Linked DNA regions of Homo sapiens: all the other regions are linked to region 3. Evidence: chromatin contacts called from ENCODE Hi-C or POLR2A ChIA-PET data. All regions are on one chromosome and are shown on one strand. Each heading gives the region's core, a stretch centred on a gene start or an enhancer-like site at or near the end of the contact. The rest is flanking DNA. Distances are from core to core; before and after follow the strand shown.

Region 1 (4,953 bases), core at 2,293-4,792, 730 kb before region 3:
ATTATACCCTCCTCTCGTTGGAATTCAGGCACAGCTGATCAGTATTAGCATTAAAACCGATCTTAAGTAGCAATAAGACACCAAATTCCAGCCTGACTCTAGTACAGCATCACATGACAGACAGCAGGCCCTGAAAGAAATCAAAATATTTTTCCCTAAAATATATTTGACATATTTTGAAATGGTTCTGCTAAGTTGTCTCTTGCTGGGAAAAGCTACATTCTGTAGAGAATCCCTTCCTTTTCTAGGTCTTTTCCCTGATCCAAGAGAAAATTAACTAAGTCTGGTACCTTTTTAGTCTGATGAAAAGCATTTACAATCTATTCTCTCTGAAACCAGCTAACTGGAACCTTCATCTGCATAAGAAAAACCTTGGTCTCCACAATTTATCTTAACCTAGACAATCCCTTCTATGGATTCCAGGTCTTCAGATAAACTCTTTCAACCAATCACCAATCGTGAAATATTTGAATCCACCAATGCCCTGGACGCCCTCCCACCCAAGATGTCCCGCCTTCCCTGACGAGACCAATGTACATCTTACAGGTATTGATTGATGTCTCACGTCTCCCTAAAACGTGTAAAACTAAGCTGTAGCCCGACTTCCTTGGGGACATGTGACCTCCTGAGGCTGCCTCACGGGCACACCCTTAACCTTCTAAACTGATTGAGACTCGTCTCAGATACTTTTTGGTTGACATATCCAGGCACTGCTCCCTTCCACACAGCTGCCAGCTCTTCACAACCTCCCAGACCCTGAACCACCGCTTTCTCCTCCTCTCAGCAGCTGAAACTGCTTCTGTCCAATCCGGCAGCTCCCACCTCCACATCTGAACACACCCACTGCTTCCCAGCAAAACTGCCTTTGCAAAAGTGATCTGTGAGGAAATTATGGCAATGGGGCAGATCTGATCCAGGCAACCCCCTCATGCCTTTAGTCTTCAAGCTGCCAAGCTACCTCTGGGAGACATTTAATTTATAGTTTAAATGCTAAGAGCCCTTCCCCAAAACTCAACTGCCTTTGTAAAGTTAATGAGAGGCCACCAGGCTAGGAGGAGGAGAGGAGCCTGAATTCCGCTAAGGCGTAACCTAATTGCCAGCCATTATTCTTGAGATCACAAGACATGCGAGTTCCCCAGTTACTCCTGCAGACCATGTCACTATTGCAGAACCTGAGACTGGCCTTTAAAGATATCTTTTCAGATTGTTTCCATGTCTGACACCTACACTAGGATCCACGGACCCATGATAGCTCCACCTGGACCCGCCCACTGCTCCTGGGGCCCCACGCAGACGCGATTCAGCACATCACGGAGGATCATTTCCGACTCCCCTATGATTGTATACCCCTAACCAATCAGCCACCCCCACCCTTTCCCCCAGATTACCTCTAAAAAACCCTGGCCCTCAAATTCTCAGGGAGACTGATCTGAGTAATAATAAAACTCCAGCCGGGCGTGGTGGCTCACTTTGGGAGGCTGAGGCGGGTGGATCACGAGGTCAGGAGATCGAGACCATCCTGGCTAACACGATGAAACCCGTCACTACTAATAATACGAAAAATTAGGTGGGCGTGGTGGCGCGCACCTGTAGTCCCAGCTACTCGGGAGGCTGAGGCAGGAGAATCACTTGAACCTGGGAGGTGGAGGTTGTGGAGGTTGCAGTGAGCTGAGATCTCATCACTGCACTCCACCCTGGGGGACAAAGTGAGACTCCGCCTCAAAAAAAAAAAAAAAAACCTCTAGTCTAGTCTCCCTTTCAACCGGCTCTGCGTGAACTAAATCTTCTCCATGGCAACTCCCCTGCCCTGACAAATCAACTCTATCTGGGCAGCCCGCAGAAAGAACCCACTGGGGCCGAGCGCAGTGGCTCACACCTGTAATCTCAACACTTTGGGAGGCTGAGTCGGGCGACCACTTGAGGTCAGGAGTTTGAGACCAGCCTGACCAACATGGTGAAACCCCCTCTACTAAAAATACAAAATTAGCCGGGCGTGGTGGCGCGCGCCTGTAGCCCCAGCTACTCGGGAGGCTAAGACAGGAGAATAGCTTGAACCTGAGAGGTTGAGGTTGCAGTGAGCCAAGATCGCACCACTGCACTGCACTCCAGCCTGGGCAACAGAGCAAGACTTCGTATCAAAAAAAAAAAAAAAAAAAAAAGGAAGAAGCCATTGGGCTGTTACACCAGGAACAAAAAATCTGGCTTCACTGGTCCCTGGATGAGGGTCCCTCACCCTCAGAACAGTTCTGCACGAGAGGCATCGTTATCCGCCCCAGCTTACACCCGAAGAAACAGGCAATCAAGTATCAGGTCCAAGCGACAGGGCCAGAATTCACAGGCAGGAGGATCTGACGCCGAACCCGCACTCCTCCCACAAGGCCCCCCACCCTGCCTGACTCCTAAAATCAAAGCGCTGTCATTCTAAAATGAGGAAGGCCAAATAATGCAAAAGTTCTTCTTACTCAAAGGGTCTACAAAGATGATTTTACTGAATTACAAAACCCCATGTAACTACTTAGCTATGAGCTCCTAAGGACTTGTTTGGAAATAACCCATTATAGACAGCGGTAAAGGTGGGTCTGAACTCGGAGAATTTAGACTCATCGAATGGCCTCCACAGGGGTACCTACACCCCACCCCGCCTGCAGAGGCACGGACCCGGCCAGCCCGCTCTGTCCACGGCGTCCACGGAACGGACAGGCTGCTGCCCTCCCCACCCGAGGCGCGCTTTGTTTGCAGCAGGTTTGTTCCCTGCGTCCCCCTCTCTCATTCCCTATCTCCCTGTCCACACAACATTCACAGAAACCGCGCTCGGTGGAGGCAAGCCTGGGAGTCCACACTGCAGGGCTGACCAGCTGTCCGGAGGGGTCTGGCCCGAGTCTCCCCAGCCCAGGGACCTCCTCCAGTGACGGAGACGGGGGACGGAGGGCTTCTGCACCCCGCCTCCCGGGGAGGCCGCAGAGGCTTCACCCCGTGCGAGAGCAGGCGCTCCGCGGGCCACGGTCCCCCCAAGGGAGGCGCGCGTCTGCCCCGTGCACCTAACGCCGCGCCGGGGTGGCCCTCTCCCGCCTAGGAAGGCCGCGCCCCACCACGGCCCGCGGGACCGCGCACCGGCAGCCCTCGCAGAGCGGCCGGCGCCGCCGGGCTGCGGTCCCCGCCCGGTAAAGTGCACTCAGCGCGCCGAACCCGGGCCGGGGGAGGAAGCGGGCACGCGGCGCCGCCCACGCACCGCGGAACCGCTCCAGGGCCACCTCGCGCTCCGCGCCGCCGCCGTGCACCTCCCGCAGGCGGCCCAGCAGCGCCCGGGTCTCCGCGCTCTCGCCGAACGCTTCCAGCGCCGCGCCAAAGGCCAGTGTCTCGTCCTCCGCCTCCTCCTCGGGGCCGCCCGCGGCCGGTTCGTCGCTCAGGGCCATCTCGGCAGCCTGGGGACCGCGCCCCCGCCTCACGTGTTCGCAGATCCCACTCCGCTAGAGCGCGAAAGCCAGGGATGAAGGATGAGGGATGAAAAGGAGGCGCCCGCTAAGGCGGCAACCGACGCTGGCCCCGCCCCGCGACCTCCGACCCCACTCGCCGGCCTCGCTACGGAACGCGTCGGCCGCCAAAATACCGCGCGCGGGACGGCGCGTGCACTTGAGGACGCGAGCGGGCACGGGTCCCAAAGGCTCTGGAAGAGCGCGCCGTGGACCCCACAGGGCGCGAGCGGAGCCGGGACCGCTCAGCGGGGCCTGAGCACGCGGTGGGCGGGGCAGGACAGGAGGTGGGGCCTGAGACGCGGTGGGCCGGGCTGCGGGGTGAGGCCGCCGCCGGAGGACAGCGGGGCGGAGCCTGAGCAGGCGGTGTGCGGGGGGGCGGGGCTTCGGGATGGGGCCGGGGGCCGCCAGGGCGGGGCTTGAGCACGCGATAGGGGGCGGGGCTGCGCGCAACGGGGGCGGGGCCCGGGCACGCGTGGGTGGGAGGGGCAGGGCTTGCGGTGGGGCCGGAGACAGCGGGGCGGAGCCACAACACGCCGGGGGGCGGGGCGGGGGCGGGGCGGGGGCGGGTGGGACCGGGGGACCGCGGAGCGGGGCGGAGCCTCAGCATGCGTGGACGGGGAGGGGCGGGGCCTGAGCACGCAGTCGGGGGCGCGAGGCGAGCCCCGGGACCCACCCCTCAGAGCCAACCGCCCTGACACTTATTCGCGCCACGCTGGGACCCGCGCGGATCACACGGGCCCCGCGCCGAGTGGTGGCGCGCCCCAGAGCGGGAGCGGGAGCGGGGCCCGGAGGCCGCGGTGGGCGCTGCGCCGACTTTGGCCTTGGCTACCGGGTCCGCGTGCGTTTCCCCTGAATCGCCGCAAAAACGTCCGTGCACAGCTCGCCGTGCGTCTGGCCCTGAAAGCAGCCCCACGAGCGGAGGAACGAGGCGCAGGACGCCAGCCGAGACCCGCTGCGGGCTTTATTGGTCCCCAGGATCTGGGAGGGGTCGGGGGAAGGGGGACAGGGACAGGGGGGACGGGGACGGGGGACGGGGACGGGGGGACGGCGATGGGAGACGGGGATGGAGGATGGGGACGGGGGAACGGAGACGGGGACGGGGCAGGGGGGACGGGGACGGAGATGGGGGACGGGGATGGGGGGTCGGGGACAGGGGGATTGGTATGTGGACAGGGGGACAGGGGGACGGGGGACAGGGATGGAGGGACGGGGACGGGGGGACGGGGACAGGAGGATGGGGGGACGGGGGGATGGAGACGGAGGGACGGGGAGACGGGAACAGGGGGACAGGGACGGGGGCACAGGGACGGGGGACGGGGGGACAGGGACGGGGAGACGGAGACGGGGACGGGGACAGGGGAAGGGAGGGCAGGGGCCGCTACTTGAGCAGCCTTCGCATGGTGCCCAAGGAAGGGCTCCTGTACTCCCGCCCGAAGTGGTTCCAGTGGTTCAGGTAGTTAAACAGCTGGTAGAGCAGCAG
Region 2 (5,454 bases), core at 1,071-3,570, 630 kb before region 3:
CCACCCCAAATCCAGGATGATCTTATCTCGAGATCCTTAATTACTTCTGCAATGATTCTTTACCTAAAGAAGCCCCTATTCTCAGGTTCTGGGTGGACCTATCTTTTTTTTTTTTTTTTTTTGCGACAGAGTCTTGCTGTGTTGCCCAGGCTGGAGTGTAGTGGCACAATCTCAGTTCAGTGCAGCCTCAGCCTCAATCTCCTGGGCTCAAGCCATCCTCCCTCCTCAGCCCCCCAGGACACATCTTTAGAGGGTCACCATTCAACGCACTGTGGTGGGCAAGGCTGCTTTGAGTTTCCTGGTTAGGATACAACCAGCGCTGTGTGTGGATGTCCACACATGCCCCCGCCCCCGGCTGTACAGCCACCGGGAGACTGAGTAAAATGTGAACTGAAGGAGGCCCCAAGGGTGGCAAGCAGAGAAATGAAGGGAAATGTCCCTTACCCACGCCTCTCTCCTTCCCCCACGTGACACTTCTCACAGCAGGTACCGGTACGTGTGCACAGAGGAGAACCCAGTGCCCTTCAGGGAAGAGGGTGCTGAGCCCCTGGACCGCACTTAGGTCTCGCCCCAGCTCTGTGATTTGGACCTGGGCCCCCGAGCCCTAGTCACAGCCGGGGCGGCCCAACTCGCTCCGCCATCGGAAGGCTTCTGGTCGCTCTCAGGGAGGAGCCCCTCTCGTATGGGAATCGAGGTGTTCAATGCCCACGATGCGGAGACCGCCTGGCCCGAGTGGGCCAGTGATCTCAGCTTACAGTCCAGCTCCTTCCTCCCCATGGCTAAGAGGTCAGCACCAGCTCAGGCAAGTGGCGAGGGTGGGATGAGGATGACAGACGGGGTGGAGGCAGGTGGCTGCGAGGGGACAGTGTCAGGACCTCCTAGGAGATCAGGTGTGCTGCAGGGAACAGGGAGAGCCTAGGAGGGGACAGGAAAGTGAGGAGGGGGAGTGGAGAGGACTCCCTGGGCAAGAGACACGAGGGCCAGCACTCAGGCCTCCACAGCCATCCACTGCATGAGCCAAGCCCAGGGACAAAGCTCTGTGACCAGGATGCCCCCAGCAGCCTGACCCTAAGAGTTGAGAACTGTGCCCTGTGAGCAATGTGACCTGAGGGTCCCGGAGTCCTGCGGGGGCTGTGCTGTGTGAGGGCCACCTGTCCTTTAGGTGGGGTACTAAGGGGTTGTGTCCTCTATGGGCTGTGTCGTGGGGGGGCTGTGTGTCCTCTGGGGGGCTATGTGTCCTGGGAAGGTCCCTGTGTCCTGGGAAGGTCTCTGTGACCTGGCGGTCTGTGTGTCCTGGGGGGGCTGTGTGTCTTAGGGGGACCTCTGTGTCTTCTGGGGGAATATGTGCCCTGGAAAGGACTCTGTGTACTGGGGGAGGCTGTGTGTCTTAGGGGGGCTGTGTCCTGGGGGGGTTTCTGTGTCCCGGGGGGGCTGTGTGTCCTGGGAGTGCTGTGTCCTGGGGGACCTCTGTGTCCTGGGGGCACTGTGTGTCCTGGGGGGACCTCTGTGTCCTGGAGACTGCGTGTCTTGGGGGTCCTCTGTGTCCTGGGGGGTCTCTGTCCTGGGGACTGTGTGTCTTGGGCACCCTCTGCGTCCTGCAGGAGCTGCGTGTCCTGGGGGGGCTGAGTGACTTGGGGGCCCTCTGTGTCCTGGGGGTCTCTGTCTCCTGAAGGGGGACCCTAGTATTGTGGCGCTTCTGGGCTTGCCTCTCATGAGGGATGATGCACCGGGCCTCAGTTTTGGGTCAGCCTCCTTTACCGGCTCTCCCCCCTTCCTCCGACCGTCAGGTATCCGTGCCAAGCCCTCAACGGGCCATCCTCCTTCCCGCGGCGACCCCGCGCATGACAAGGCCAGACCCTCCCGCGAACGTGCTCTGCGCTCCCGCCTGGCCCCTCCCCGCCCCGCCCCTCCCCCTCCTCCCCGCCCCGCCTCGCTCCGCCCCTCCCCGCCTCCGCCCCGCCCCGCCCGCCCTGCCTCTCCCCGCCTTTCCTCGCCTCGCCCCGCCCCGCCCCGCCCCCTCCTCCCCGCCCCGCCTCGCTCCGCCTCTCCCCGCCTCATCCCGCCCCGCCCGCCCTGCCTCTCCCCGCCTCATCCCGCCCCGCCCGCCCTGCCTCTCCCCGCCTTTCCTCGCCTCGCCTCGCCTCGCCCCGCCCCGCCCCTCCCCGCCCTGCCTCGCCTCGTCTCGCCTCGCTTCGGTTAGATGCGCTCGGCGCTCCATAGGCTCCCTGGTGGGGCGCGGGCGCGCGCACGGACGTCCAGCACGCACGCACGCACGTCCAGCACACACGCACATCCAGCACGCACGCACGTACGTCCGGCACTTCCGGCCGCGGCGGCCTCAGCGCCGGCCCGAAGGGACCAGGCCGCCGTCCCCAGCGAGAGGCATGCAGCGCTGAGGAGCGGCGACCCAGCACGGCGGCGCCATGAACCTCCTGCCGTGTAACCCTCACGGCAACGGGCTGCTCTACGCCGGCTTCAACCAGGACCACGGTGAGGAGGCGCGGCCCTGTCGCCTTGCCCGGCCGGGCCTTCCCGCAGCCCGGGGTCCCCGGCTCTCAGGCCTCTCCTGGGCGCCCCTTTCCGGCCAGGCCTTCCACCCGGGACCCCGGCCCCGCCCGAGCTCCCCTCCGAAGCCCCCGGCCCCGGCCCTCGCCGCTGCTCCCAGCCCGAGCCGGGGTCCGGACCAGGCCCGAACCGGCTCCCACCTTCCTGGCCTTTCGCGCTCCCCCACCCCCCGGGTTGTGACCGCTCCCAGCCGGCCGTCCCGGGCCGAGGTCGAGGTCGGTGGGAGACGGCACAGAACCCCAGCCTCCTGCGCGGACGCCCCTCCCCGCGCGCCACGCCCACTCGGGTTCCCTGGCTCCCTGCGGGCTCCACGGTTATCGGGATTTTCCCCACAGCGTGATTGACGCCCTGCCCAGAACCCCGTTTTGCCCCCTGTTCCTTTCAGGGTCTTTAGTAGGTAGCCCGTGGCTGAGCTGACTTCGCTTGGGTTTACTGGAGCCGCGGAGCCGGCGTCTCCGACGCCTCTGGTGGCGAGTGGCGCGGGTGGGGTGCAGGTCTCACCTTTCCCGTCGGTTTCCATCGGAAAATGTCACTCTCCCCACCCCCACTCCCCGGGATTTTTCTTCGTGTTTGGTGGAGTCAAAGGACTTAAGGGAGGCCTTTGAGGGAAATCTTACTTCTTTTCCCATGTCGGAATCCAGGTGTAAGCACTGGATGATTTAAAGCGCCCAGGGAAGGTGACCTCCTTCCCCGCAGGTGCTTCGGAGCTGCGGGGGATGCGGCCGGGGCGGCGCGGTCGGATTCCCGCGGGAGGCGGGCGGGACCTGGATTCGGATGGTTGCCTCCTCACCTCCCATTTGAAGGGCGCGCTTCCCAAAGGTCCTGATGGGGAGGAAAAGGAATGTCCGTTATTCCGAGACAGGCTTCTGCGAGGCTTTACATGTTGGCTTTGGAAGTTTTGTTTTTGAAGAGAATCCAGGCAGGTGCTGTATGATCCCGTATATGTGAAGACAATTTTATTTATTTATTTATTTCATTTTGAGACGGAGTCTCATTCTGTCGCCCAGCCTGGTGCGATCTCGACTCACTGCAACCTCCTCCTCCCGGGTTCACGCCATTCTCCTGCCTCAGGCTCCTGAGTAGCTGGGATTACAGGCGCCTGCCTCCACGCCCGGCTACTTTTTGTATTTTTAGTAGAGACGGGGTTTCACCATGTTGGCCAGGCTGGTCTCAATCTGACCTCAGGTGATCCACCCGCCTCGGCCTCCCAAAGTGCTGGGATTACAGGCGTGAGCCACTGCGCCCGGCCGGATTACACATATTTGAAAGAACTCCCTCTCAGTGATTTTGATGCCTGATGCCCTGGGACCAGTCAGGCTTCCTGGGCGCTGCCAGCTTCCCCAGGGTTGTGTGCTGGGGTTTCTCCGGAAGAAAGTTTTGCTGAGATGGTAAGGGAGATGCCTAGCCTTCTCAGAGGGTGGTTTCCAACCATCTGGTGTTTGTAATGCCTTCTTTTTAGTGAAGTGTGCTATACCTGTAGAAGGGTGGATATATCATAAGTGTTCAGGTGATGAATTTTCCAAACTACACACCTGTCACTAACAATTAAGAAATTGAATATACCTGGCCACGCTTGATTCCAATAAATGCTCCCTACCTGACTTGTGACATCATAGATTAGTTTTGCCTACTTCTGTACTTTATTTTTGTACTTATTTTTGTTTCTAGCTGTTTTTTTGTTTTGGGTTTTTTTTTTTTTTTTTTTTTTTTGAGACGGAGTTTTCGCTCTTGTTGCCCAGGCTGGAGTGCAATGGCGCGTTCTAGGCTCACTGCAAACTCCGCCTCTCAGGTTCAAGCAATTCTCCTGTCTCAGCCTCCCGAGTAGCTGAGATTACAGGCATGCACCACCATGCCTGGCTAATTTTGTATTTTTAGTAGAGACTGGGTTTCTCCGTGTTGAGTCTGGTCTTGAACTCCTGACCTCAGGTGATCCGCCCACCTCGGCCTCTCAAAGTGCTGGGGTTACAGGCGTGAGCCACGGCGCCAGGCTGTTTCTAGGTTTCTTACTCAACATCATGTTTGTGATTTTTTTTTTCCGTATTGTTGAGTATAGTTGTAGATCTTTTTTTTTTTCTTTTTCCGAGACGGATCTTGCTCTTGCCCAGGCTGGAGTGCTGTGGCGTGATCTCAGCTCACTGCAACCTCTGCCTCCTGGGTTCAAGCGATTCTCCTGCCTCAGGCTCCCGAGTAGTTGGGATTACAGGTGCCCGCCACCGCTCCCGGCTAATTTTTGTATTTTGAATAGAGATGGGGTTTCACCGTGTTAGCCAGGATGGTCTTGATCTCCTGACCCTGTGATCCACCCACCTCGGCTGCCCAAAATGCTGGGATTACAGGTGTGAGCCACCGTGCCCGGCCAGATCATTCTTGATGTACAATGTTCTTTTGTGCAGACATACAACAATTCATATATCCAGTCTACCATGGTTGGGCATTTGGGTACGTTCCAGTTTTTGGCTACCATAAGCATAATATGAGTAATAAGAGTAATGATTAATCTAGAAGATGTCTCTCAGTGACCATATGTTCACATTTCCACAGGCATGTACTTCTATATACCTAGGAGTAGAATTGAGAGTATAGTAGATAGTACAAATAGTTTTCCAAAGTGGTTGTACCACTTTGCCCTCAACTAGCAGGTCTAAGAGTTCCCATGGCTCTACACCCAGCTCACATTTGATGTTTTCTCTTATTTTTGGTCATTTTGGTGGCTGTGTACATCTCTCTGTTGTTTATTTGCATTTTCCTGATTTTGTGTTTCTTGACCACTTGGATATCCTCTTGTGACATGTCTAAGTCTTTTGCCCATTTTTCTATTGAGGATTTTGCCTTTTTCTTGTGGATTTCTAGGAGGTGGTTTGGGTATTTCTATTTTTATTTTTTATTTTT
Region 3 (4,887 bases), core at 2,165-4,664:
TAATCCCAGGTACTCGGGAGGCTGAGGCAGGAAAATCGCTTGAACCGGGAGGTGGAGGTTGCAGTGAGCCGAGATTGCGCCACTGCACTCCAGCCTGGGTGACTGAGTGAAACTCAGTCACACACACACACACACACACACACACACACACACAAAGGAGCTGTGTCACCCCGGGGCTGCTTAGCCTCAGGAGTAGCTGGTGGCCACCAGCCCTGCACCCAGCGGCTGGCTGCTTGGGAATCTATGCCGTGTGGGGCAGCGTCTCACCCGGCAAGTCAGGGGTGCCCCCTCAGTGCATGGGGGTGGAAGTGCTTTGTGGGGTTCGGGCTGTGAGCAAGAGCCGCCTGGTGTTGGGGAGCGCGTGCACATGTGGGGCAGAGGTGGTGGGAGCTGCTCCACCGCAAAAGGCAAGGGCCATCCTGGGGCATCTGGCCACCATCCCAAAGGTCAAGGGGCACTGCACAATGCTGAGGCAAATGCTGTGCCCAGCTCAGTTCTGGAAAGATCTGGGTAGCATGTGGCGAGGGGGCAGAGGTCAGGAGGGATGACAACAACCAGGGCAGTGCCGAGGCGAAGCCAGGGACGGCGCAGCTGGAGTCAGAGGCCAGGCAGAACCAGCAGGAGGGATGAGCCCTCAGCACAGGGGCTGGAAGAGGCTGCCGCTGTGCGCGGATTAGGGAGTACGGGGGGCCTGGCAAAGTCCCCAGCTGAGTCTGGGGCACTGGGGCCTGAGGCTGAGACATCAGCTGCAAGGATTCGGGGTCGCTGGTGGGAGGGAATGTGTGGAGGCCAGCACAAGCCAGGGGGCCCCACCTCACCTGACTCACATGCAGGGCCACAGACTCAGGGTGACCAGGGAGCCTTCCTGGCCAAGGCCAAGACCTGGGCCACCCGAAGCATCAGCAAAGCCACCAAGGCCAGGACTGTGAGCCACACGGCCTCAGCTTCCCCAGCTGTGAAACGGGCACCCTCCACTGCACAGGTCCTAAGAACTCAGCAAGTACACAGGGCGCCTCGGACAGTGCCCATGTGTGGCGAACGCCATTCAAGTGCCAAACAGGTGCCCCACGACCCCTCCGCTCCTTCCTGCTTCCCCTGGGCTCTCAGGCTGCTCTCCTCATCAGTTCCCGTCCTGAGCCCGGCACCCCGCCCTCGGTGGACAGGCCTCTGTCAAAGGCTCACGCGTCACTCCACACAGCCCTGCACCGTACCCACGGCTCTGAGGACGTCTCCAGGGATGTTGTTCCCAGCCAGGTCCAGTCTCCACAGGGTTCTGTTGCTGGGGAGACAGTTCATGAGGGCCCGGCCCCCCAGGAGGCCAACGTTATTCCAGCGCAGGTCTGGAAGGAAACCTGTAGTCACCAGACAGAATGCACCTGGCAGAGGGGGAGCTGGCCTGGCCGGGGTGCTTCCCTAGGGGGCACTGCCTTGCAGTCATCAACAGAGCAGGAGCACAGGCCAGTCCCCTAGCCCCTCACTTCCCAGAGCAGAGGCAGCCTCAGAGGGATGAGGGAGCCTGAGGGCGCCTGGGAGGCCTCACCCAGCTGCTGGAGGGTGGTGTTGCCCTTCAGGGCTAGGGCCAGCTCCTCCGCGCCCTTGTGACTGATCTGGTTGTTGCGGAGGTCCAGCCGCTGCAGGGCGCCGTTGGCCGCCAGGCCCCCGCAGAAGGTGGCGAAGGCATCGTCCCACGTGCCCAGGCTGTTCCACTCCAGCGTGAGGCTGCAGGAGGGGCAGAAGCCAGTGTTCACCTAGGGGACTGCCTAGCCCGTGGGGTCCAGGGCTTGGGGACGGGTGTGGGCTTGGGGTCTGATGGGCCGGAGCCTCTGCCTACCCCTGCCAACGTATGTGAAACATGGGCACCTGGCAATGGGGAACTCTTGGGCTGCAGAAGCATGTGCTCGGGGCCAATCCTCAACCACACAGAGACAGGGCCTGGGGTCGGGACCACCACCCACCTCTGAATGGACTTGTTCTGTTGGAGGAGTTTTCCCAGAGCCTCGGCCCCTGCAGCCCGAAGGTTGTTGCCCTAGGAGAGAAACAGGCCGGTAGTCACTCGCGTGCCCTGACTGGCTCTGAATTCCCGCCCATGCCCCAAGGGCCTTGGTCAGCCAGGGGACAAGCCTGGGGTGCACCCTGCAGCCTTCCTCAGCTCCTGGGCTCCCTGTCTTCAGGGGGCTTCCAAGGGCCGGCTTGTTTGCCAATGTGAACTCTTGCTCTGGAGATGGTCACACACAGGAGGCCATCAGAGAGCGGCCTGGGGACTCACAGACAGCTTCCAGCCACCTGCCCAGACCCCAGGCCCCCGAGACCTGGCATCTTCCACCTCTCCTCTTGCCCTTGGGTGGCACACTCGGACACTCAAGAGTGCAGGTATCTCACCTTTAAGTCCAGAAAGCGCAGCACGGTGTTGGCACACAGGCCTCGGAGCAGCAGTGTGGCCCCTGTGTAAGGGGGGCCGGCGGTCACTCTCTGCCCCTGCTGACCCCAAGGCCCTCCCCGTGGGCCCCTTTTCAGGGCAGCTCCCTAGACCCAGGAAGGGACAACTGTCCCGATGGTCTGGGTTGGCGCTGGCCAAGAGTCTCGCTGCGAAGTCATGTTTGAAACACCTGCAGCCCCTGCCAGGCACCAAGCCGGCTCTGCACGCGGGGAACCAGGTAAGACCGCGAATGTTAAGGCCTCTCCCCCGTCATACAGAGGAACTGCCCTCTACTCCCAGGTGCAGGAAGGGGCGCCCCTGCTCGCTTTAACTACGGCACAGAAATTGGAGAGCCTGGAGAGGAAGCGACCTCGGGCTGCCGAGGCAATGGTGTGGGCAGCTAAGGAGCAGAGGGATCCACCCCGCCGCGCCTGCCCACCTTCCTCGCTGAGCATGCAGTCACTCAGGACCAGCTCCGTGCACAGCGTCTCCCTCGGCAGCAGCTTGCCCAGGGCCCTGCAGGTCTCCACCGTCAGGCTTTGCGTGGCCAGGTCCAGCCGGCCCCTGGGAAGCTGGTGCAGCTGCTGCAGGACAGCCTCCTGGGGCTCGGCCCCACTCTCCCTGCACAGGCGGCTGTAGGAGCGCCGGAACTCCTCCATGACCCGCGGGGCCGGCAGGGCCTCCTCCGCATGCTCCCGCAGCTGCTGAAAGGGAGCCGCGCGGTGCGGAGCAGTCCCAGCGCCGGGTACAGGAGACGGGGCCTCCGCCGACCCGGGCGGAGAGCAATCCGAGTGGGCTCCGCGGGCGGGAGGTCCTGGGAGCGCGGGGCTGGGCGGTAGTCAAGGTCCGCTTTGGGCTGGGGCCCCGCAGTGCTTGGGGACCACCCGTGCAGGAAGCAGGCAGGTGCGTCGCGCGCCCCCACCCAGCCCTGCCCCGCCTGCAGCCCCGACCCCCGCCCTCGCGACAGCCGCGTCGGGGCCTCAGTATCCAGGAAGAACAAGGCGCGCCGGGAGAGGCCGCGGGAACTACAACTCCTAGCAGGCTCTGCGCAGGCAGCGCTTGGTGCGGGCCAATGAGAACAAAGGAACTGGCGCGCCTTTCGGGCCGCAAGCTGAGAGGGGGCAGCGCGCTCCAGGTTCATTGGCTAGGGGCATGAGGGTGGGGCCCCGGGAGGGCATGCTCCGGGCTCATTGGCTGAGGGTCGTGAGGGTGGTGCCCCGGGAGGGCGCGTTCCAAGTTCATTGGCTGCGGGACGTGAGGGAGGGGCTGCTGGAGGGCGCGCTCCGGGCTCATTGGCTGAGACGTGGGGGCGGGGCTCCGAGAGCAGGCGCTTCGGACTCATTGGCTAGGGGCGCGGGGCGGGGCTCCGGGGGCGCGCTCCGGTCTCATTGGCTGGAGGCGCGGGGCGGGGTTCCGGTGGGCGCGCGTTGAGGCTGCGGTCATGGAGGGAGCAGGAGCTGGATCCGGCTTCCGGAAGGTGAGGGCCGGAGGGCAGGGGCTAGGCAGGCGCGGACGCTCCGTCCCGACCTCACGCGTGACACTGTGAGGGCCAGACGCCAGCCCCCGCGCCGCCCCCTGTGCCTTTGAGGTTGGGCCCGTTCTCAGACTCCATCTCCGGCCGGGCCGCGCGCCCCGCGCCCTCGTGGGCTGGTGTCTCGCAGCTGGTAGGAGGGGGCGTGGAGCAGCCGGGGCTGCGGGAAGGTGGAGAGGGTCTGCAGAAACAGGCAGGGGTGGGCGCCGTCACGGCGGAGTCCAAGCCGGCGAAGAGAGAGGAGGAGCTGGGCCGCCGCCCTGCGCCCTGAGCCTGGGGTCTTTTGTTAAGGGGAGATGAGGCCCCAGGACGGGGACAGTGAGATCGTCCAGCCCGAGGAGCCGGCAGGACCTACCCCAGCCGCCAGGCACAGTGGTTTCCCTTTTGTTTGCTCCCCGGTGGGCGCCAGCACTGGGCTAGGAACGCGTGGTTTCTTCGGTGCTCCACGTTACACACACTTGACAGGGATTAACCCCACCTGCCAGTGGAGAAACTGAGGCACGGGGGCGTTAAGTGACTCAGCAGGGCTAGGGTCAGACCTAGGCCGTCTGAGCCAGGATCCGCCCAGGCTGGAGGGCGTGCCCTGCTCTTCCCTGTTCCTGGAAGTGGAGCTCTCTGGGGGTGCCATGTGCAGAGGACCCCATCGGTGCAGGCAGAGTGGTTTCTGAACCTTTCTACTGCTCTACCTGAAGGTTGGGGCACCGAGCTTCCTCGATGTCAGCAGGGCCTCGTGGGCCTCTGTGGCCTGGGAAGGGAGGGTCTCAGGCCCTTGTGAACCCATCCTGGAGGGAGGACTTCAGCCCTGTAGAAGCAGGGAGAATTCTGTTTCTCCTGAATCAGGCCCTTCTTTATCACCCAAGGCAGCAGGCGTGGGGGGCGGGGGGTGTCGGTGTGGGGAACTCTGGTGGTGGAGTTGAAGATTCTTGCCGGAATTCAGAAA
Region 4 (5,276 bases), core at 2,692-5,191, 680 kb before region 3:
TGCTTAGGCTGGTTCAAGTTGCATTTCCACTGTTTGCACATCACAGACGGAACTATTTTAAAAATGAAAAACATGTTAGCCTTCAAGCTAAATTTGGAAGAAGAAAAAAGAAAAATGCCCCCTCCCTGTGCCCCCTCCGTGGGAAAATGCTGAAATAGATATTATGTGAATTACTGAGGCTGGTTTAACTTCCAGCAACAGAAAATCCATCTGGAGGTGGCACCAGGGAGCTGCTCTGTATCACAGGACAGGAGGCTCGTGGGTGGGCCCACAGTGCCCAGACGCTGAGAGGAGACTTGGAGTCTGCGTTCCTGTTTGCGAACCCCCAGCAGACGCCCTCACATCTCACTGCTGGAGTCTCCTCGTGGGCCACACCTACATGGTCACAGGCAGGAGTTGGCAGGAGCACAGGCATGGCTCAGAGCAGCAGTTTTCACAGTGGGGCCCATGGGCCCCCACAGGTCTCTGAGACCCTTTCATGGTCCTATTGGATTAGAGCCCACCCTACGGACCTCCTCCTAACCTGATTACATCTGCAAAGACCAAAGTATTTCCAACTAAGGTCACAGTCACAGCTTCCAGAGGGTGTGATTTCAATAAATCTTTTTAGGGACTCCATTCAACCCAGACAACCAAAACTTCATACGTGGTGAACCTTTGTCTCCTGTTTTCTCACGACTGCAGACAAGCCTAAACAAGATGACTTTTTTTTTTTTGAGACGGAGTCTCGCTCTCTCACCCCAGCTGGAGTGCAGTGGCACGATCTTGGCTCACTGCAAGCTCCGCCTCCCTGTTTCACGCCATTCTTCTGACTCCCAAATAGCTGGGACTACAGGCGCCTGCCACCACGCCCGGCTAATTTTTTTGTATTTTTAGTAGAGACGGGGTTTCACCGTGTTAGCCAGGATAGTCTCGATCTCCTGAACTCGTGATCCACCCGCCTTGGCCTCCCAAAGTGCTGGGATTACAGGCTTGAGCCACCGCGCCCGGCCTTTTTTTTTTTTTTTTTAAGATAGCATCTCACTCTGTTGCCCAGGCCGGAGTCCAGTGGTGTGACAGCGGCTCACTACAACCTCTGCCTCCTGGGTTCAAGCAATTCTCCTGCCTCAGCCTCCTGAGTAGCTGGGACTACAGGCTAGCGCCACCGTGCTCAGCTAATTTTTGTATTTTTAGTAGAGATGGGGTTTTGCTACGTTAACCAGGCTGGTCTCGAACTCCTGACCTCAAGTGATCCACCCACCTTGGCTTCCCAAAGTGCTGGGATTACAAGCATGAGCCACCACGCCCGGCCTCACCTCCACCTTCTGATGACATTTTACTCGTGGAGAAGCATCAGTAAATGTTCCTTTCATTCCTTCTGCCCACAGAGGCCTAGTCTCCAGAGCAGCCCCAGATCATGGGTGGGTGGATGTTCAAGGAGATTTCAGCGTGGCCACAGGGAGGAATGTTCCGATGATCCGAGATGGACAGGTCTGGAAGCCTGGCTCTGAGTTGGGCAGAAGGTAGGCTAGTGCTGTCCAGACACCTCCACCCTCTGCCTGGACTTTACACATGTACTGAAACTGGGGAGGAGGAAGAGGTATCCCACCACAGGACTGTCCCTCAGGAAACTGGGGGCCCTGGTGGGAGGAAACCTGCTTTGGCTGTAGAAATAAACACCTCTGTTTGGTGAAAGCAATGTTTGGGGCAAGAAGATGGACACCATATCTGAACACAGCCCTCTTCTGACGTGGTTATTTTACCTGGCCCTCCAGGTGGGAGTGGCCATGTTCCAGCTCAGCCAAGGCCAGCTTGGAGGTGACAACTAGGAGGTGGTGAGGACCTTCTGTGGGGCAGGAGAAGAGCAGACAAGGGCTCCCCCATCACCTGTCCTCTGTAGGAAGTGGTCTGGCCACCCCTCTCCATGCCCCACCGTGAACACTGCTGGACTGCTGGGTGTGACCCCGAGGGTGGGCTGGGGGCCTCCTGACCCCTATTGTACAGTGAGTCTGGATGTGTAGGTGGGGAGCGAGCAAAAGAAGGTACCCTTTCCTCACTAGGTAATAGCCATGTGACCCACAGCTGATTGGAACATGGAGACTGAGGGTTAGGGATGGGAAGGAAACTCCCCTGAATTCTTTTTGGCAGAGTGGTGGGGCTGGGGACTAAATGCCATCTTTCTCATAGTTTTCTAGCGTCCACCTTCCATCCTCTTTTCTTCCTCTGACCTTCCTTCTAAAAAAAAACAGTGCTGCAATCCCAGCATTTTGGGAGGCCGAGGTCGATCACTTGAGGTCAGGAGTCAAAGACCAGCCTGGCCAACATGGCAAAATCCCATCTCTACTAAAAATGCAAAAATTAGCTGGGTGTGGTGGCACATGCCTGTAATCCTAGCTACTTGGGAGGCTTGAATCCAGGAGGTGGAAGTTGCAGTGAGCCAAGATTACATCACTGCACTCCAGCCTGGGCAACAGAGCAAGACTCTGTCTCAAAAAAAAAAAAATGTGGCTGCATTAGTAACTAAAGCAACTAATCAACCAATGAATAACAGGTGTTGCAAACTAAATTGGCATTCCAAAGTAAACATTTTCTAGGTCCAAATGAATGCAAATGACAAATATAATAATCTTGACTTCAGTCTCTTTTGTAATTCTTCTTCCGCTCCCTCTTCTGTTCCTCCCCCACAAAAAACTTCTAATGGGGTCTAGAGCAGTTCCCTACACAACGCAGGGTGGAGGGGATGAAGTAGTGGGGGCATTATCCTTCTTCTTGGACGGAGCTCGCCCTTTGCCTGCTGCCTGAATTCTGCACCAAATAAACCAATGTGCACCTGGTGAGACCCTCAGAGCGAAGGGCAGACCTCGGCCTGGCAACCCTTGCTCTCTAGAGCAGAGGAGAAGCCAAAAGGCTGGAGGGTCCCACCCAATGCTCTCCTCCAGCACGCACGCAAACACATGCATGGATGCACAAACAAGCGCACGCACACATAGGAGCGCATGCATAGAAGCAGCACACGCAGACACACACATGCAAAGATGCCTGCAAAGGCACACATGCACACGCACATACATGTGCAGACACCTGCAGAGGCACACATGCACACGCAGACACACAGATGTGCAGACATCTGCAGAGGGACACATGCACACGCACATACATGTGCAGACACCTGCAGAGGGACACATGCACACGCAGACACATAGATGTGCAGACACCTGCAGAGGGACACATGCACACGCAGACACATACATGTGCAGATATCTGCAGAGGCACACATGCACACGCAGACATGCACACACACGAACACATGCACACGTACACAGGCGCATGTGCACACACAGGCATTCAGGCACGCCGCGTAAATGGGGCAACGACGAGGCCCTGGATGAACCGTGGGGAGAGACCGCGAGCCTGGATTCTACGGCGACAGGGACTCCTCCGGCGAGGCGGCCTGCGGGGGCCTTCCGGCCGCGTCCGCCAACTGGACCGACCCCGAGCCCCACCCGGCCAGGCACCCGAGGTCTCCCTGGTGGGCAGGTGGGGAGGCCCCACGCTGGGACCCTGCACCGCCCCTCGCCCCTCCCGACTCGGGGCGTGCAGACCCGACGACCGTGGGAGCGAGTTCGTGGCGCTCACGGGCGCACGCGAGAGTGTAAACACCCGGCCCCACCCCCTGATCGCCCCCACCCCGCCCCGCCATTGGCTGCGGGAGCAGAGTCCCCGCCTCCTGCTTGTTCTGGCTCCGCCCCTGCCCCGTCTCCGGGCCTCCATTGGCTGTGGTGACAGCGACCTTTCAGGAGGGGCGGGTGGGCGACAGCCCGGAGGCGGTGACGAGAGTAAGATGGACGGACAACCAAGCCAGTGAAAGCGCGCAGCTGCCCTAGCAACTGCGGTCCACCAATGGCGGGGCCGGGCGGGGATGCGCGCTGTCAGCGCTGGGCGGCGGGGCGGGGCCGGAGGCGAGCAAGGACTCGGGGCCCGCGCGGCGCCTCTCGGGGCCGGGCCGCCGCCTCTGCGCTCAGCCCCGCAGGCCGGGCATGGGTGGGGGCGCCGGGCCGTCACGATGAGCGCCCTGGGCAGCCCGGTCCGGGCCTACGACTTTCTGCTCAAGTTCCTGCTGGTGGGCGACAGCGACGTGGGCAAGGGCGAGATCCTGGCGAGCCTGCAGGATGGCGCGGCCGAGTCCCCGTACGGCCACCCGGCGGGTGAGCGCGGGCGGAGGGCGTGCCGGGGTGCGGGCGCGGGGCCGGGGAGGGGCGCGGGGCTGGGGAGGGGGTGCGGGTGGGGGTCCGGGTCCGGGGACGCGAGACCGGGCAGGGGTCGGGAAGAGGCCGGGGCGCGTGGCCGGGGAGGGTAGGAGTCCCGGTCCGGGGGCGCGGGGCTGAGGAGGAGCGCGGTTCGCGGGCGGGCCTTTCTCCGCCCGGCCCTGGCCCTCGTGCTGCGGCGTCCCTGTTGCACCCCCAGTTCCACTCGAGGCCCCGCGGCGCAGTCTCCATCCTTCTCCGCAGTCTGCGCGCAGCGGGAGCCCGCGGCTGGGCCGGGCGCTGGGCTCCTCCCGACCTGGGGCCGCTGCTGTGGGGACCCGGGGCGGGGGCTCGAGTCCGCAAGTGCGCGTTCGGCCGCGGGGCAGGAGGGGCGGGAGGGGACGCGAGCTCCGGGGCTCCTGGGGCGGAGCGCGGCGAGCAGGCGCCCAGGTGCTGGGTCTGCGCGTGGGTCGGAGGGGAGGGGAGACCAGGGTCCGGTCCCGAGGCCAGGGGTCCCGCGTGTCCGGGGGAGAGGAAGGAGCACAGGTGACTCGCGTGCGGAAGAGGGGACCCCCCACGACAGCGGCCGGAGAGCGGGTTCCAGGGCGAGGGGAGGCCGGAGCGCCCAGAGCTCCCAGGCAGGCAGCCCGGGGATCCCCCAAGTTTGAGGCTTGAAAGCCGGCGCCCGGCGAGGGGGTGGACGGCTCCGGGGAAAGAAAGGCGGGGGCAGGAACCCAGGAGAAGGGGGAACGCGCAGAGGCGAACACCTCGGCTGGGAGTGAGGAGCAGGCGGGGCCTTCACCCACGCGCATCCCTGGAACAGCTTGGACGAGGCCGACCCTGAGGCTGTGGAAGGAGCCCAGCCTGTGCCCACCTTCCTGCCGCGCCTCGGGGCTGAACCCACGCTTCCAACAGAGACCCGCTCTGAGTCCTGGGCGGAGGAGGGCAGCCGGGCGTGGAGATGGAGTCTTGGTGGGAAGGACCTGTCAGCTCTGGGGCCTGGGAAGGGTCTGGGAAGCCCCAGGTCCAGGGTCCTGCCAGAGACGAACTTAG
Region 5 (4,897 bases), core at 2,038-4,537, 690 kb before region 3:
AGGGTTTCACTGTGTTGGCCAGACTGGTCTCAAACTCTGACCTCAAGTCATCCGCCCACCTTGGCCTCCCAAAGTGCCGGGATTAGAGGCGTGAGCCACCACAGCCGGCTAGTAGGTCGGACATTTTGAGGACAGAAAGTAGGTTCTGGTGAAGCAAGAGGGGGATAAAGGTGTTGATTATTTGACGATCTTTCCCAGCCTCATCCAAGTTTGCAGTGGTTTTTTTTTCCTCTTTTTTGAGACTGAGTCTCGCTCTACTGCCCAGGCTAGAGTGCAGTGGTGCGATCTCAGCTCACTGCAACCTCTGCCTCCTGCGTTCAAGTGATTCTCCTGCCTCAGCCTCCCGAGTAGCTGGAATTAGAGGCGCCTGCCACCACATCCAGCTAATTTTTGGATTTTTGGTAGACATGGGGTTTCACCATATTGGCCAGGCTGGTCTCAAACTCCTGACCTCAAGTGATTCACCCGCCTCAGCCTCCCGAAGTGTTGGGATTCCAGGCGTGAGCCACCGCGGCCGGCGTGCAGCGAGGCCTTTGGTCAGCATCTCACTTTGGGAGATTCCTCTTGCTTCTGCCCTTGGTTGCAGAGAGTGCCTGCCGTTCATTCTGCAGAACTCATGGTATGTGGAGTCACGGGTTCTTTGCATTACACTCCTCAAAATGATGTCCCCAGTACAAGCTTCAGTCATCAGAGAACCACTTGGTGGAAAAGAAAGCCAGCTGGGGGCTGGTGTGAGGGTGCACCTGCTCAGATGCTCAGATAACAAAGCCAGCCGGGGCGGGGCATGAAGCCAGCTGGGGGGTGGTGTGAACACACACCTGCTCAGATAATAAAGCCAGCCAGTGGGTGGTGTGAAGACACACATAATAAAACAAGGTGTGAAGACACACCTGCTCAGGTAATAAAGCCAGGTGGGGGGTGGTGTGAAGATGCACCTGCTCAGATGCCTCATGTCCATGTGCTCCATCACCAGCACGCTCCCGCCGCCTGGGGCATCCAGAACCTTGATGGGCTTGGGCACTTTCACCGTGTTTGTTTTCAGGATGGCAGTTAAACTTGCCATCTCACCTTCAAACATTCTTCTGGCCTGTCAGAAAAATACGAGAGGAAGTGGAAATACAGGGAGGCAAGGTTACTTCCGGAAGGTTCTGTAGATATGTTTTCCTCTAGCATTACAACTTCAAACCAAGACTATCCTGACTGAGGATTCCATACACATGGACAGTGTTTTCAAACACACTTGCCAACAGGGTAGGCTACAGGTTCAGAGGCTGTACTGGAAGAAGAGGGCTTGAGCTTTCCAGTGTTGGACTACACTTGTGTGCTGTGGTTGAATTGGGAGGTTCTCTGGAGAGAGGAAAATCGAAGGCACTAATATTCCACTAAGATCCGGCAACAGTGGGACTGTGAACATGGGTTACCTGTCAGTGTCCTCAGACGACACCTCAACTGCAGTCCTGTTCCACCTACAGGACACAGACTCACCCGACCTCTCAGGTGCAGGCGGCACCCTGGCTGCCTATGCCAGTGACCTGGGGTCACTTTTCACCTGAAGAGACCACCAAGTTCCATGCCACCTCCTGCCCAGCACTGGAAACCACCTCATCTTGAGATGCCGTTTCCATCCAACTCCCCGGGACCACAGCAACTCCTCCCTTGGGTCCCCCTGGCTCACCACACAGCAGTGATCCCTAGAGTAGAAGTCAGAGCCAGCGGCCTTTCCTTTCCTCCTGCTACACACACCACTGCCCTGCCTGCTCTCCCATCCTCATCTGGGGCTCCACCCTTACACACACAGACACATAACACACACACACAACATATACAGACACACAACACACACACAACACATACAGACACACAACACACACAACATACGACTTACAGACACACCATACACACACAACACACAGACACACACACACAACATACACAGCAGTGATCCCCGCAGAACAGGTCAGGGCCAGCGGCCTTTCTTTTTCTCCTGAGACACACACCACTGCCCTGCCCACTCTCCCATCCTCACCTGGGGCTCCACCCTTACACACACACAGACACACAATACATACACACAACATACAAACATTACAAACATACACACATACAACGTACACACACACAACATACACATAGACACACACACTCTCCTCGTGCTCCTGACTTCCAGCTGTCTTCATCCTTCTTTCAGTTCTTCAGAGTCCCCACCTCCTCAGCCTCAGAGCCCCACCACAGCTGCCATGTCACCGCTGCTAGGAACACTCTTTTTTTTTTGAGACGGAGTCTCATTCAGTCACCCAGCAGGCTGGAGTGCAGTGGCGCGATCTCGACTCACTGCAACCTCTGCCTCCTGGGTTCAAGCGATTCTTCTGCCTCAGCCTCCCGAGTAGCTGGGATTACAGGCGCCCGCCACCACGCCCAGCTAATTTTTGTATTTTTAATAGAGACGGGGGTTTCACCTTGTTGGCCAGGCTGGTCTCGAACTCCTGACTTCGCGCTCCACCCACCTCTGTCTCCCAAAGTGCTGGGATTACAGGCGTGAGCCACCGCGCCCGGCCCGAGAATGAGTCTAACAGAAGGACAGAGCATGCCAGGGTGTGGTGAGGCGCAGCAGCTGGCCTGGGGGCAGCACCTTCGCCCCGTTTCACAACGTACTGACCGAGGCTCACGGGGGATGGACACCTCCAGAGTCACTTAAGCTGAGGACTTAAGCAGCTTCCCCGGCTAGAACGACCCCACTTAACCAGCACCGCAGGGCAGGAACCCCGGGAGCAAGACTGCAGCAGCCAGTCCCGCCCCATTTCACGTAGCGCCCCCGAGAGAAAGTTCACGGAGAACAGGAGGTGTGGGGCGGCCGCGGTTCCTGCTCCGGACAGTTCCCCGCAGGTGCAAACTCCTCCGGACGCCCCGGACGCTTCCGCCGCCCCCGTTCACCGCTCGCCCCGCGCAAAGGGTTCCCCGCAAGGGGCGGCGGCGGCAGTCCCGGGAGAGCCACCCACGGCCTCCGGCGGGAGAAGCCCAGGCCGCGCCCCGCGCCGAGGCCCGCGACCCTCTCCGGAAAGAAACCGGTCCCCCGGCCCGCCCGACCCGCTGCCTGACCTCCGCCTTGGGGTTCACTTTCACGAACACTCGTCCTTGATCCGTGTCGTAGCTCCGGCCCTGGCTGATGCACCCGCCCCCCGAGTGGCCCGTGGCCCTGACAGAGCTGCAGCCCAGCTCGCGCCTCAGGAGCTCCTCCATGTTCCCGCCGCGGCCGCGGACCCGCCCCGGATCTGGCGGAGACTCGAGAGACGGCGGCCGAGCGGGCAAACATGAGTCCGCGCGAGGATTGGGCGGGGGGCGGGTGGGGGCGGGGCCCGGCCGCAGAGACAAGCGCTAGGATTGGGTGGCGGGAAGGGGCGGGCGTGGCCGCAGAGATGAGCGCTGGGATTGAGGGGCGGGAAGGGGAGGGGCCGGGAGGCAGGTAGGCGCGGGGGATTGGGTGGGGGTGAGATGACGTCAGGGGGCGGGGCCTGACCGACCCCGACCCAGACGGTTTGGGTTCAACTCTCCTGCACAAAATAAGTGGAAATGCTGATGGAAATAGTTAGAATATATTTTCTAAAGAGCTGACCCACTAGCAAGGGGCATCAGCCCAAGGTCTGGGTGCCGGGAGCCCAGAATGTTAAGATTGCTTTCGCCCGGGCGTTTGCTGAACCCGAGGAACAGAGCTCCTGATGTGGGGAGTGGCGGGCGCGCTCGGGGTGCACGTGCAACGGAGACACCGCCCCTAAACCTGGGGCCCTGAGGCTAACAGCTAACAGTGGCCCTGCCGTTACGGCCAGTGTCAGGTGCCAGCTGGGCTGGACCAGGAATTCCCAGAAACCTGGCAAGGCATGATTTGGGGTGGGTCGTGCTGAGGGCCACACCATCCGCTTCCCCGCTTCTGAGGCCTTCCGACCTGGGCTGAGCCCGGCTACCCGAGTCCCGGGGTCTCCGGCTCACAGACTTCTCGGCCTCCGTAATTGCAAACGCCAGCTCCCCCAGTCCATCTCCTGTCCTGGATCTACGTCTATATCCTACTGGATCCGTCTCTCTGGAGAACCCTAATACAGCTGTCAACACAAGGATGAACTAACTACAAGAAGGCCTGAATAGGAACTCTCCCAGGGGACGAAGAGGTTTCAGCCTTCAGCAAAGGATGGTTCATAGAAACCGTTCGCATAGTCGGCCCTCCACGGACTGCAACCCTAGTTAATATTACCTACAGTAAACAAAAAATTCAAGTATAGATTTTAGTCTAAAGCAAATAGGAAATGTCGCTTCCCTGGACGTTGGGAGAAGCAAACACGAATCCTCTCCTGAGGCCGGAAGCGGTGGCTCACGCCTGTAATCCCAGCACTTTGGGAGGCTGAGGCGGGCGGATCATTTTATAACTATCTATTAAATGGTACATATGTGTGTGTTCACGCACTTTTCTGTGTGTATACCGCATTTCATAATTTTAAAAAGCAAAAAAGATTAGCGGGGCGTGGTGGCGGGCGCTTGTAATCCCAGATACTCGGGAGGCTGAGGCAGGAGAATCGCTTGAACCCGGGAGGCGGAGGTTGCAGTGAGCTGAGATCCCGCCATTGCACTCCAGCCTGGGTGACAAGAGCAAAACTCCGTCTCAAAAAAAAAAAAGGCAAAAAAGAACAGATGAAAATCCGCAGATGGTAATAGATAAATCAAGGAACACATTAGAGAAGAGTGAGAGAATTAAAAGGTGCTCCAAAGGCGGTGGAGTGGGTGAACCACTCCCTGTATGCTCCTCCCCTCGGGCCAGGGCCTGCGGATGTCCCTGTTTTAATCTGTGGCCTTGACCGTTTGGACATTTTAACTCCATGCCATGAACATGAAGATTTTCATCAGAACTATGCCA

Evidence for each region. Hi-C counts contacts between places; a loop is a spot of excess contacts on that map. ChIA-PET counts read pairs that join two places held with the same protein, here RNA polymerase II (POLR2A). Pooled maps may share reads with other maps.
Region 1: a loop to region 3 is called in a map of HCT116, with 12 times the contacts of the local background. The contact joins the promoter of TBCD here to the promoter of LRRC45 in region 3. A Hi-C loop is called at or near these places in 3 of 168 maps with a recorded cell type or tissue (HCT116, chondrocyte and naive thymus-derived CD4-positive, alpha-beta T cell), 1 of 37 single-sample maps with no recorded cell type and 8 of 50 pooled maps.
Region 2: a map with no recorded cell type shows a loop between it and region 3 (24-fold over the local background). The contact joins the promoter of WDR45B here to the promoter of LRRC45 in region 3. A Hi-C loop is called at or near these places in 1 of 37 single-sample maps with no recorded cell type and 7 of 50 pooled maps.
Region 4: a loop to region 3 is called in a pooled map, with 8 times the contacts of the local background. The contact joins the promoter of RAB40B here to the promoter of LRRC45 in region 3. A Hi-C loop is called at or near these places in 5 of 50 pooled maps.
Region 5: a map with no recorded cell type shows a loop between it and region 3 (18-fold over the local background). The contact joins the promoter of FN3KRP here to the promoter of LRRC45 in region 3. A Hi-C loop is called at or near these places in 1 of 37 single-sample maps with no recorded cell type and 5 of 50 pooled maps. POLR2A ChIA-PET finds 5 or more read pairs at or near these places in 2 of 52 experiments (PC-9 and RWPE1).

Annotation. Positions count from the first base shown.
Region 1 is chr17:82,750,654-82,755,606 of GRCh38, reverse strand. TBCD (tubulin folding cofactor D) reads right to left here and starts at 3,542. Exons shown (of 39, transcript NM_005993.5): 1 at 3,230-3,542. The coding sequence starts at 3,413. It overlaps FN3K (fructosamine 3 kinase), which reads right to left. Exons shown (of 6, transcript NM_022158.4): 6 at 4,411-4,953. The coding sequence ends at 4,852. RefSeq lists an enhancer at 340-634 and silencers at 2,981-3,300, 3,991-4,350.
Region 2 is chr17:82,645,310-82,650,763 of GRCh38, reverse strand. It overlaps WDR45B (WD repeat domain 45B), which reads left to right and starts at 2,320. Exons shown (of 10, transcript NM_019613.4): 1 at 2,320-2,490. The coding sequence starts at 2,424. RefSeq lists enhancers at 1,728-1,797, 2,176-2,675 and silencers at 2,088-2,157, 2,758-2,807, 2,818-2,867.
Region 3 is chr17:82,021,832-82,026,718 of GRCh38, reverse strand. LRRC45 (leucine rich repeat containing 45) reads right to left here and starts at 3,414. Exons shown (of 17, transcript NM_144999.4): 1 at 2,856-3,414; 2 at 2,380-2,441; 3 at 1,956-2,026; 4 at 1,541-1,719; 5 at 1,212-1,340. The coding sequence starts at 3,075. It overlaps CENPX (centromere protein X), which reads left to right and starts at 3,841. Exons shown (of 5, transcript NM_001271006.2): 1 at 3,841-3,893. The coding sequence starts at 3,858. RefSeq lists an enhancer at 2,441-3,364 and a silencer at 3,101-4,150.
Region 4 is chr17:82,697,363-82,702,638 of GRCh38, reverse strand. It overlaps RAB40B (RAB40B, member RAS oncogene family), which reads left to right and starts at 3,941. Exons shown (of 6, transcript NM_006822.3): 1 at 3,941-4,184. The coding sequence starts at 4,043. RefSeq lists an enhancer at 1-59 and silencers at 3,373-3,762, 3,783-4,212.
Region 5 is chr17:82,715,096-82,719,992 of GRCh38, reverse strand. FN3KRP (fructosamine 3 kinase related protein) reads right to left here and starts at 3,287. Exons shown (of 6, transcript NM_024619.4): 1 at 3,097-3,287; 2 at 936-1,087. The coding sequence starts at 3,237. It overlaps LOC101929552 (a long non-coding RNA gene), which reads left to right and starts at 3,740. Exons shown (of 2, transcript NR_136400.1): 1 at 3,740-4,426. RefSeq lists silencers at 2,961-3,050, 3,131-3,210, 3,231-3,470.